Regions from separate parts of the Mus musculus genome. Here all the other regions are linked to region 3. The links are chromatin contacts, found by Hi-C or POLR2A ChIA-PET in ENCODE. All regions are on one chromosome and are shown on one strand. The core of a region is the stretch at or near the end of the contact, and the rest is flanking DNA. Distances in the headings are between cores, read along the strand shown. Region 1 holds the start of Zfp667 (zinc finger protein 667). Region 2 holds the start of Zfp78 (zinc finger protein 78). Region 3 holds the start of Zfp583 (zinc finger protein 583).

What was found. Hi-C counts contacts between places; a loop is a spot of excess contacts on that map. ChIA-PET counts read pairs that join two places held with the same protein, here RNA polymerase II (POLR2A).
Region 1: a loop to region 3 is called in a map of heart, with 5 times the contacts of the local background. The contact joins the promoter of Zfp667 here to the promoter of Zfp583 in region 3. A Hi-C loop is called at or near these places in 11 of 37 maps with a recorded cell type or tissue (T-helper 17 cell, adrenal gland, gastrocnemius and 4 more). POLR2A ChIA-PET finds 5 or more read pairs at or near these places in 3 of 5 experiments (Patski and embryonic stem cell).
Region 2: POLR2A ChIA-PET joins it to region 3 with 26 read pairs in embryonic stem cell. The contact joins the promoter of Zfp78 here to the promoter of Zfp583 in region 3. A Hi-C loop is called at or near these places in 2 of 37 maps with a recorded cell type or tissue (T-helper 2 cell and left cerebral cortex). POLR2A ChIA-PET finds 5 or more read pairs at or near these places in 3 of 5 experiments (all embryonic stem cell).

What each region holds. Positions count from the first base shown.
Region 1 is chr7:6,284,598-6,288,731 of GRCm38, forward strand. Zfp667 (zinc finger protein 667) reads left to right here and starts at 1,983. Exons shown (of 5, transcript NM_001024928.2): 1 at 1,983-2,057.
Region 2 is chr7:6,361,296-6,365,123 of GRCm38, forward strand. Zfp78 (zinc finger protein 78) reads left to right here and starts at 2,013. Exons shown (of 5, transcript NM_001025163.1): 1 at 2,013-2,052.
Region 3 is chr7:6,328,978-6,333,103 of GRCm38, forward strand. It overlaps Zfp583 (zinc finger protein 583), which reads right to left and starts at 1,457. Exons shown (of 5, transcript NM_001033249.3): 1 at 1,093-1,457; 2 at 278-339. The coding sequence starts at 286.

The DNA of each region.
Region 1 (4,134 bases), core at 733-3,232, 44 kb before region 3:
CTTCTTATTTCCTCTGGGTCAACTGGACAGTTGCAAGTATGACAGGAGAGGCTAGTCTGAGCATGCAAGGCGTGCACGTTCCTGAGGTCCAAAGAGGTCTCCTGGGTGTTAAGTTTCAAGCCCCAGACAAAAGTGCCTACTTAAGATATTAAAGGGGACCTGGCCACCAGGTTCTACCTGCCTTTCTCAGTTTGTACCTATTACAGGGCCCTCCTGGCAGGCATACTCTGCCCTCTACCCTAAACTTCTCCAGCCCAGGGGCTGGGCCACCCTTCCCCCAGCTCTCCTTCCCTATGCAATCCAATCATTTTGGTTACCTGGTCCTTTCACCTACTCTCTTTAGCCTCCTGGCCTCTTGGTCTAGCCCTCTTCTCTCCCCTCCTCCCTCTCCTCATATTGCTTAGGGTCATGTTCACTTTGGACTCTCTCAGACATCCGTGCCTCTGACTATGTGTCCCTTTATCTACAATAAACCTTCTCATCTACCATACCTAGGAACAGTCATGTTCTTCCCTTTTTATTTTATTTTAGTTTTCATTCACTGGGAAATGAATGCAACCTTTAGTCTCACCCTTTCTGGTCTCCAAGATAACGAATTCCCTGCCTCTTTTGGTAGTAACATCATAGTTTCTCCTGGATAGATGGAGGTTTTGAAAGACTTGTGAGAATCTGAGTCACACTTCTTCTTTGGAGCCTCCCACCCTGTACCCCCATTCTTGGACTGGGGCTCTCTCAGTCTCTTGGTTTCCCCTTTAGAGAAATGATGTGTAGAACTTAACCTCTGTGCTTCCCTCCTACTTCCTATTTCTGGGGCCTCAGGTAAGGTCCAATGTGCTTGGAACCTCAGTTTTCCCATCGGTGAAATGAAATGCTGTGTTTGCTCAGTAGTGCCGTTGTTTCCCACATGACCATTCAGATGTCACAGTTGACGCTCATCACTGTCTTGACTGAAGATCTAAATGAGTCACTTCCCTTTCTCTAGGCACTTATATTTATACGCAGGTTGGGTATACTGAATTGTGCAGCTGACAGCATTTCACTTGTGCACACACCAATGACTGTGTTCTTGCTAAGGGATGCCATAACAGGGTCTGGTGTCTAGTCTACCCTTATCCTGGTGATTGCTGTGCGACCCGAGAGTCATTCCTTGTCCTTCACTGAGCCTAGGGTTTCCTCAAGTATTACCCCTATTCTCTTTCTACTTGGTGAGATGTAAAGTGACTCCGGAAGTGGCTTGAATGGAGTTATAATTTGATAAGGTAGGACCAGAAATCATTAGGGTTGCTCAAGAGGTTTAGGGCAGGCCTTTCCCCTTTACGTGAGATTTATACTGAGTTCCTAGAAAATTTCAGGTTTATAGTTTGGGAGGGAGTACGGCCTTATAAGTGTTGAATTGTGCTGTGGAGAGTCTTCAATCAGACTCCAAGGTGGAACGCTCCTCTTCTCACGTGCCCATCGTTTCCCCCATGGCTTTCTAAACAGCCACAGAAGAAACTCTGTCCTCTCCTCTGAGGGTCACAAGGTCTCCAGACAGGCGACAACGAGGATGGAAACACCCTTTTGGGCGTGGATATCCTTAGTCTCTTGCCAAAGCCTGAGGTTGGCGGTACAAGCTCGCGGTTGCGCACGGCGTAAGGCGCGTGGAAGCCCAGTGAGTCCGAGGTGTGGAACGCTAGGAGAAGCATCCCGGAAAGGACGCATGCTGAATGGACTCTAACGGGAGCTTGGCCGAACCCCTTAGAAAAGCGCTTAGCGTAGGAGGGCGCACACGGGTCGGCAGAATAGCCAACCAAATTATTGAGGGCGTGGCCTCGCGCTGTCTCCGGGGTTCTGCGACTGCAGCGTCTAGTTGCGTGTCAGGGGGCGTGGCTCCGCGCTCCGGGGGAAGCCCTGGGGGCGGGGCCGCACTGGCCTGCGTCCTTCTGGAGGGGCGGGGGGACCGGGGAGAGGCCCTGAAGGGATCCCTGGGGGTCTGGGAGGCGAGTGCGCAGGCGCGGGAGCTCTGTTGCTAGCAGTTCTGTGGCAGCTGTGAGACGGAGGACGCAGCAGGGAGACAGGTGAGGGGGTCTGGTGACTGCGAGCCTTCCTTCAGTGGGAATGATTGATAGCGTGTGTGTGTGTGTGTGTGTGTGTGTGTGTGTGTGTGTGTGTGTGTGTGTGTGACAGAGAGACAGAGAGAGACAGAGACCTGTTTGCGTGGGTCGCTCTGGTGATCTGAGTTGATTCGGGTGCACGCCTGAAGCTTCGTGTATGCTTGGCGTATATTGTTTGTTGTGGGGTGAACACAGTATGAGAATCCTTCAGGAGACTCCACGTGTGTATATGTGTGTGCGCGAGAGAAGAGAAGTGGAAGGGGGGCGCGGGAGAAGGGAAGTGGGAGGGGGGAAGGGAGAGGGAGAGACCGACTAGGCCTGTGAGCCCCAAGAAACAGGTGCGAATACCACCAACTGCGTGATGTGACCAGTGTGCCCTGTGTAAAGGAAGACACTACAAGGGGCCGCTAGTGGATGTAGGAACAGAGTTCTGAGCATCTCGGTTGTACTTGTGTGTGAGTGTGATAGACTGATGGAGCTGTTTATCATAGTCTGAGGGCACTCGGCCTGTGGGGCCCAGGGACAGGTGACTGTACAGGTCCTAGTGGGAAAGGAGGCCACCGCAGGCTAGAGGGGCCCAAGGGTGTGGGCACACAGTTCTGAGTATCTCTATGTCACTAGCTGTGCTGGTGTGAGAGTGTTGGCGGGTGTGTTTGTGTGTGTGTGAGAGAGAGAGGCTGATGAAGTTATTTATCAAAGTCTAGAGATACAGTGAGCCATCAGATGACAATGGCTTTGTGAGTGTGTGCCAGTGTGTGATTGATCGTGCCTCATCTCATTTGTTACCGTGGCAACGGGCTCCTCTAGAGGAGGAGATGTGATGGCCTAGTCTGGGAAACTGAACCTGTTAAGGATGAGACTTTTCCTTCTGTACAAAGGGATAAATGGCGCTCATCAGAGTGTTGATGGAAAGGCTAAACGGACTGTGAAATAATACAGGTGAAATGCCTTGTACAATGCCTGGGACATACTGAGTGCGGTGTAGAGTCTGGCCTTTGTTGTAGTGCTGACGGTGGAGGTTTGCTGTTGTGTTGTTGGCCTGTGTACAGGTAGGGTTGTAGTGGTGAATTCCAAAGGAGTTTTAGTGTCTACATTTGGAATTTGGCCGTCTTTCACCTCTAGCAGAGGTTCTGGATTGAGCAGTGGTGCACACACCCTCCAGACTCCTTTTATCCCTAGGCAAGCAACCTGGCTTCTTGGTGTCTGCCCAAGAATGGTCCTGCGGGAAAGTTGCATCCTACCCTGACCTGTGGAACCTGTTGGGTGTCTTCCTTATCAAGGTAGCTTGAAGGCTTCAGTAGAGGAGTGGTGGGGAGTGGGAAGGGCCTCAGGCCAGACACCTTTAATGCTAGCACACAGTAGCCCATGGGAGACAGAGGAAGGTGAGTCTCTGTGAAGTCAAGTCTAGCCTGGTTTACAAATAGATTTCCACGACAGGGCTACACAGGCACTGCTCTTAAATTCAGAATGGAGACTCCTGTGGACACATGGGTAAAGAGGTTTCCTTAGTCCCTACTGGCTGCACTTTGTCCACATTTTTTTGGAGATAGCTGCCTAATGACTGACTCTAGTACACCATTTGCTTTCTCCACAGTCACCAAAGCCATTTTTATGCCGTGTAGCCACCTCCAAATTTTGTTAAGTAGAAAGTCTGATTAGTCTCTCTCCTGCTCAGTTCCTCTCACCTTTCCCCCAGTTATATCTTATCACAGAAACTGCTCACTGTCACCTTCCTGATCTGGTTCCACAAGCCTTCCTCACCTCACTCTGTCTTAGCACACAGCCATTTTTTTTCTTTTGCCAGAGGGTGGGGGTGGGAGGGGGAGATGGGGGGTAGTGGGGTAGGATGTCCAAGTGTGAGGGAGGTTTCTCTGTATAGTCCTAGCTGGGATTAAGGGCACGTTCCACCCCCATCCCAACCCCTCCCACTTCTGGCTACACACAGCCTTCTTATATCTCTCTACACATCAAGTCCGGGCTTCATTAGCACAGGGCCTTGGCTGTACCTGGAAAAGTGTCTTCCCTGTACCCTGTGGCTCAC
Region 2 (3,828 bases), core at 763-3,262, 33 kb after region 3:
AAGTTTGGGAGTTCCATCTCAAACAGTGGGGAGTTTTGTAGGGCCAAGCCTTCAATTCCAGGTACTGTCAAAACTGAATTGATGACAACTAGCAGATATCTTTTATGGAATAGGTTTTCAAAGATGTTGAAATGTTATCTGAAGAAATCAGGAAATGTATGACACACCCTCCCTACTTTATATTTCTTTATAGCCCCCCATTTGTCAGGTCTGCTTTATCTGTGGAAATTAAGATCCAAGAAGCCAGGGAACTGTCTTTGCTTCTTCTCTCTCTTCATCCACATGGCCTCGTTTTATTTGTTTCAGCTTTTAATACAACTATCGATTTCTTGGTTCTTCAATGCAGGGTTAATTTCTAGTTTGGCAAAAGGCAGAAAAAAAAATCTGACTCTTGGGGTTGGGGATTTAGCTCAGTGGTAAAGTGCTTGCCTAGCAAGCCCAAGGCCCTGGGTTCGGTCCTCAGCTCCGGAAAAAGGAAAAAAAAAAGAAAAAAAAAGAAAAAAAATCTGACTCTTATATTTTGGTTCCTATGACATTGTCGTATTTGCTGCTTCCAACATTATGACATTCCCATTTTGTAGGTGAAACATATGCTGGTTTGCTGATCCCAGAGGTGATCAACATGAGTGGGAGGGAGGAGACAATCAGATGTAGAATAGTGGCTGTTTTTATTGTAGCAAAGCTTTCCCGCAAAGATCAAACTTCCAAGCCTTGCGTCGTGGGGGCTCACACCATTGATTTCAATTTGGAAGAAAACGAATGGATACAGAAAGATCAAGAGTTACCCATTTCGGAGGTTAGTCTGGGCTAACCACCTCAAATCTCCCTCTACAAAAATTATAATCTCAAAAACTAACAATAAAGATCGAGCTTGGTTAAGTAAGGGACAGTGACATCAAGGAGGCTCACAAAAGAGTGTGAGGGAAGCCTCACGAAAGGGTGGGGAGCCTAACAAAGAGCTGGCGCAAGACTCGCCCTAACCGACACGGCTAGGAATCCTGGGCAACCCTTCTGTATAATCACGCACTCAGCCACACACTGTCACAGCTCCAATCCGTTCTGCAAACAGTCTTAAATGGTGCCTTTCTCCTCAAATTCTGCCCTTTTTCTCTGACTCCTCTGAGAAGCCGCCCCTTCTCCTTCAAGCCCCGCCCTCACCTCGGGCTGCGGGGAGAACCTCCCTACTTGCTAAGCCCTGCCCCTCATCTCAGAATGCTGTAAACCCTCCCCTTTTCTGCTTAGCGCCAGGCTCACCATGCACTACGCTGAAAACCTGCTCTTTCGCCTCAAGCCCCGCCGCCCTCTAGATTTTGCTGAGAACCCGCCCCTTCTATACTAAGTCCCGCCCTCTAGAATCTGCTGAGAACCCGCCCCTTCTTCAAGCCCCGCCTTCACCTCTGACTGTGAGGAGAACCGCCCTACTGGCTAAGCCCCGCCCCTTCAGATTGCCGAGAACCCACTCCTTCAATGCTTAGCACCGCCCTCACACGAGCCGCTGAGAACCCGCCCCTTCTCCTCCAAGCTCCGCCCTCACCTCCGGAGGCGGAGACCAACCGTTCTTGCTAAGCCCCGCCCTCACCTCGGATTCTTCTGAGAACCCGCCCCTCCTCTAATCCCTGCCCTCACCTCACCTCACACAGAGCTGAGAACCCGCCCTACTTGATAACCCCGCCCCTCACCTAATACGGATAAGCTCCCGCCCCTTACCCACTTAGTACCGCCCTCTCCAGGGACTCTGCTGAGAACACGCCCCTTCTCCACCAAGCCCCGCCCCTTACTCCAGTTTCTTCTGGGAACCTTCCTATCTAAGCCCAGCCCCTCACATCAAACTTCTGAGACCCTTGCTCTTCTCTGCTTAGCTTTGCCTTCACCCTCAGTCTAAGAAACTGTTCTCCGTAGTACCCGCTTCTCATCGCAGACTTCGCTGAGTACACGCCCCTTCAGCCCCACCTTTCTCAGATTAAGCTCTTAGGTCGTCGCTGGCAGAGGCTGCGCTTGCGCACACATAGCTTGTAGGAAACCTCCCAGCGTTCCTCGGTTGACAGCGTCTGGGTAAGGCAGCTAGCGGGCGCTTGTTAGGGAGTGGGAGCCCGAGCGCTGCGGGCAGGGGAGATCCTCGTGGTCCCTGTGTTTTCTGTCTGGAGGTAGGCAGGCGGTTGCGTGGAATCTAGGGGGCACGAAAGCTCAGACGACTGGGCGTCCGGATCTAAGTCTGTGCTTGGGTGTGCCAGGCCCGTGCGTGTGTGAAAGGAACTGGGCTGTAAGTTTTCGGTGTGAGAGAGGGAGACAGAGTCTGAGAGAAATAAGTGCTGTGATTGTGAGAGAACTGTGAAATGTATGATGATAAGTGTGTCTTCCAGTGATCTGCATTACAGCACTTAAATGCTTGGAATCTCCAAAGTAATAAATACCTTGTTGACTGCTCTTGATTGATGGCTGACAAGACTCAAGGTAGTTTCAGAGTCGGTGCTGATCATCGCAGACGCTAAACGGGATTAGAGGATCAGTCCCAAACCCCATCCAGGAGAGGACAGGAGCTGAGGTTGATCACCAGATGCCAGTCCTTTTGTTGATGTTTCGAGACAGAATGTCATGTAATCCAGCAGTCCTCAAACTCTTTATGTAAGTAGAGGATGAGTTTGGAACTCTGATCTTCCTAACTCAGCCTTCCAAGTGCTGTAATTACAGGCGTGTGCAACCCACACTCAGATAAATGATTTACACAGCCATGCTTACGTGATGAAGTGTCCATAGCGACTCAAAAGGAAAGGATTCAAAGAGCTTTCTGACAGGAGTATTGTATCCCTGCATAGAAATCCTGAGAGGCCGTTGAGGGAAGTGGGTAAAGTGAAGATAGGATTGTGTTGGAGACTTCAAGATGTTGGAGATACTAGAGTCGTGGGGTAGCTGCAGCCTGAGTGTGGAACCAGCCCAAGACAGAGAAGTACGTGGCAGTCAGCAAAGCTGAAAGGATTCGGAGATCTGAATGACACAGAGATGCAGAATTTAGAGTTTGCCCTGCTTGTTTTCCGTCTTTGTTCTTTGGTCCAGTATTGATTTTCTTATTGTGCTCCTTTCTCTCCCTTTTGGAATGTGTTTTTATTTTTAAAGATTTATTTATTTTTGCTTGTATGGATATTTTGCCTGCATGCACAAATATGTACACCAAATGCATGGCTGGAGGCATGGATCTCCTGGAACTAGAGTTACAGGCAGTTGTAAGCTGCCATGTGGGTGCTGGGAATTGAACCCCAGTCCTCTAGAGGAACATCCAGTGTTCCTAACTGCTGAGTCATTTCTCCAGCCCCACTTTTGGAAATAATGTGTATGCTTTGGCATTGTATGTTGCGAGCATGTGATCTGCTTTTTAATTTTGACTTTACAGGGCTACAGTTATGAGATTGCATGAGTCTCAGAAGAGATTTTGACTTTGGACTTTAGTGTTGAGACTGTGATAGACTATGAAGGCCTTTGAAGTTGAACTGAGTGCATTTTTGCATTATGATATGGCTACAAGCCTAAGGGGGCCAGGGAGTGAAATGTGCTGGTTTGAATAAGAATGGCCCTCATAGGCTCATATACTTGAATGCTTAGTCATCAGGCTACTACTTGAGAAGAATTAGAAGGTGTGGCCTTGTTGGAGTGGGTGTAGTCTTGTTGGGGTAGGTGTGGCCTTACTGGAGGAAGTATGTCACTGGAGGTAGGCTTTGGGGATTCAAACGCCCAAGCCAGGCCCAGTGGCTCTTTCTTCCTGATGCCTGTGGTTCTGGGTGTAGAACTTTCAGTTACTTCCCCAGAACTTTGTCTGTCTGTCTGTCTGTCTGCCTG
Region 3 (4,126 bases), core at 207-2,706:
TTACATAATCCCACCAAAAAAAATGTATTTTTGCCTCTTAGAGTGAGTTCCTAAGAGCACTGAACCCACAGGCGAGGCTGAACTGCGTCCTTGCTGGCCGGGGGAAAGGGTGCTCTTAGCTTAGTCTTGGGGGACTAGCTCTTGTGTTGCAGTGGAGAACAAGAGCAAGTCACTGGAGAGAGGAGATTTTGTCAGGCAGCTGAATTTCTGAAATCAAAGTGGTTTAGCCTGACTGATAAATAAGGTGGCATTCCAGGGAAAAAGAAACGCTTCTTACCTTGGACATGGCGTTAAAGCTTCAAGAATGTATGGCTGTGTTTCTGGGAGCAGGGAGGTGTCCTAAGAAAGTAAAGTGGACAGAAACAGGAAACTGTAAGTTCCAGGTGTATCCTGCAGCCCCAGCATCACACCTCTGTCCTTCTCCTCCCTCCACAGACATGCATTTGAGGTATCCCTACATTTAACAATGCTTTTCCTATGTACTGTATAGTTCTGGGACTCAACATATATTTTATGTCTAAGTTATCTCTTTCACTTATGTCTGAGCAATTTAAGACTGGCATTATTAGATTAGAATCTTCCACCTTTCACACATGAAGGTTTACATCATTGAAGATACACAAGGCAATAGTTGAGAAAATAACTGTGCCAAACTGGAAACTAGACTGGAATTTATAGTGTATAGATGACGTTAAAAGGAAGTATATCTCCACCCTTTCCATAAGGATGAGATGTAGGCCATCAAGTGAAGCTACTTTGCACAGAGTGGGTAGCAAAGGGACCATGTGATCTAGAAGACAGTGGACCAGGATCAGGATACCCTACAAATGCCCCCCCCCGCCCTTCCCCCCCTATGATATCTCATACTGTCACATATTTTCCAGCACTGTCTGTCTCAAACAGTTACACTGTTTAGATGCAATGAAATAGCCCTATACACTGTTATTCGGGCCCATACATTGTCACAGGCTCCATCCCAGCTGGTAGCAAAAGTCTTGCTGTAATAATATCACATAGTCCCAAATGCAGCCTCAAAGCCCCTCATGGCGTCTTTATCCCCACATTCCACATTGTCACAGACCCCCCTTGTACCTGGTGGCATAGTCTTGTGTATTCACACACATCCTTATGGGATCTCACAGTCTCATACACCATCATAGGCCCTTCAACACTGTGACATGGTCTCATAGTGCTACACCTATTGTCCCAGCCTCTCACTCTATGTCATAGCCAGCATTCAGTCTCACAAACTGTCACAGGCCCTGACAGTACTCTTGGCACAGTCTCAAGCCTCAGGCCTTCACAATAAAGTGGCTTGGTCTCAACCCTGTCAGATAGGTTTCCAAACACATTCTCCCACATGCTGTCATATACAGTCAACACGCTGTCACAACCCCTCAGTTTCAAGCAGTATTCAGTCTCACAGCCACAGGCATCTCGTACACAAGGTGTGGTCTGACACTGCCACTCAGATCCCCACTCCAAAGTGCTCACATATAATACACCCTCCACTGTGCAGTCACCCACACTGTCACAGCCTTTCAGTCTTACACAGTGTATGCAGTACCAGACCCCCTCACACGGTGTGGGGTCTCACTGTCATATGAGTCTTCAGACACATTCTCCCACATGATCCCTTATATTGTCACAATCTGTCACACACAATGTCACAGCCTCGGTCTCACACAGTATTTAGTCTCACAGTCAGAAGTCCTTAATACACAGTGATCCAGTCTAACACTGTCACTCAGCTGATCCCTCCCCGGTACAATCACATACACTGTCACAGTCTTTTAGTCTCACAGAGTATTCAGTCACAGGCCCCCCTCATGCAAGTGGGTGGTCTCATACTGTCACACACATGATAACCACCTCAGTCTCACACAGTGTACAGGCTCAGCCACAGTCACTCACTCATGTTCCCACACACATCCCCTAGCGCTATCACACACTGGCACAAGCCTCTCTCTCTGTTTCATGTATCTCCATACTCACAGTCACAGGCTCCCCCCATTATGGGGTGCTGTCTTATAATGTCACATACATTGTCACCGCCTCAGTCTCACATAGTTGCAACCTTACAATCATAATAGGCCCCTCATATACGGTGGCGTGGTCTCGCACGGTCACTCTGCACCCACTACACTTTCTCCCACGCGGTACCTTGATCCTCACCGAGCGTCTCCTCAGTCCTCGTCACCTCTCACTCGGCGCCGAGGCAGATCTGGCCGGGGCCGGGGCTCGATCTCGCGGCGCCGGTAGAGCTCACAAAGGCGCGGCTGCGGAGCGACTCCGCGCAAGGGCCTCTGGGAGGTGGAGTACTGCGCTTGACTGGAGCGGCGTAAGGCATGCTGGGAACGCCTTTTAGGGCGCGGCTTTCGGGGGTCCTAGAATCTCCGCTGAATTCTGTCTCTTCCCTTCCGGTCGTCAGAACCAGAACTCACTCAGGCTGCGCAGGAGCTGCTTGCTCTCCTCGGTCTCTTAGACGAGGAGTCGGGGGTGGGGGTAGTTGTGGTGGTGGTGGTGGTGGTGGGGGGGCTGTGCTCGAGCACGCATGCGCAGTGCTAGCTGGCCGGTGCCCTGTCCAGAGCAGCGGATGAAAATTGGTCATCTCCTGGTTCAGGGCCCACGTTGCTGGGTTTCTTTCTCCCTTGTTTGTTTACCTTCTCTCTGCCTTACCTTTTCACGCATCATTCATTACTCGCCTTCTGTATGTCAGACTCTGAAATGGACACAACAATGAACCCCGCCTGACCAAAATCTTCATCTTTATGGAACCAACATAGACTGGGGAGGAAGTGCGCTAGGGCTGTAACCCAATGATAGAGCTCCTGCCTAGCTAGAATGCTTGAAGCCCTAGGTTAAGTCAGCCATTGGGGGGGGGGGGCTGCTAGAAAAAAAAAAGAAGTTGGGGGGCTATTTTGGATAATATTCTTTTTTTTTAATTAAATTTATTCTCTTTACAACCCAATATCAGCCCTTTCTCTCCTCTCAGTACTCCTTTCACGCAAGTCCGTTGCCCGCCCCCCAATTCCACCTTCCCCATTTTTGAGGAGAAACCACTTCTCTGGGTATGAATTCCCCGTCCCCCCCATCAAGTCACTGCTGGACTAGGCACATCTTCTCCCACTGAGGCCAGATAAGGCTGTCAGGGATGTAGGGGTAGGGATCCACAGGCAGGCAGGCAGCAGGCTCAGGGACAACCCCTGCTCAAATTGTTGGGGGACCCGCATGAAGACCAAGCCGCTCATCTACATATGAGCAGGGGCCTAAGTCCAACCCAAGCTCGCTCTCTGTTTGTTGATTCAGTCTCTGGCAGACCCCAAGGGTCCAGGTTAGTTGACTCTGTTGCTCTTCTTTTGGAGTCCATGTCTTTTTCAGGTCCCTCGATCTTTCTCCCAACTCTTCCTTAAGACTCCCCGAGCTCCATCTTATGATTGGGTGCAAGTCTCTGCATCTTTTTCCGCTGGCTGCTGGGTGGAGCCTCTCAGAGTACAACCATTCCCTCCCCGCCCCACAAACACACTTTTTTTTTTTTTTTGAGACAGGATTTCTCTGTGTAGCCCTGGCTGTCCCGAATCTCATTCTGTAGACCAGGCTGGCCTCAAACTCAGAAATCCTCCTTCCTCTGCCTCCCAAGTGCTGGGATTAAAGGCGTGTGCCACCACTGCCCGACCATTCCCTCCACTTCTGCTCTATGCTTGTCCCTGCACATCTTGTAGGCAGGACACATTTTGGGCTGAAGGCTTTGGGGATGGGTTGCTGTCCTTATCTTTCCACTGGGAGTCCTGCCTGGCTATAGTGGCCATATCCCCACTTTAGGATCCATATCCCCACTGCTAGGAATCTCAGCTAGTTTCTTCATTAGGCCCTCTTGGGCCTCTCCCCATCCCAGGTCCCTGGCATGTCCTAGAGATTGCCCCCACCCCCTAGTGGATCTCCTTTCTCTGTCCCCTACATATGATCTCCCCGCCCCCACCCCATCCTCTTTTCTACCTAGTAACCTCCTTCTATTGACCTCTGATACCTATTTGTTTCCCCTTCTGAGAAAGATCCATCCATCCTCCCTTGGGCCCTCCTTGTTATTTGGCTTCTTTGGGTCGGTTGATTATAGCTGGTTATCCTG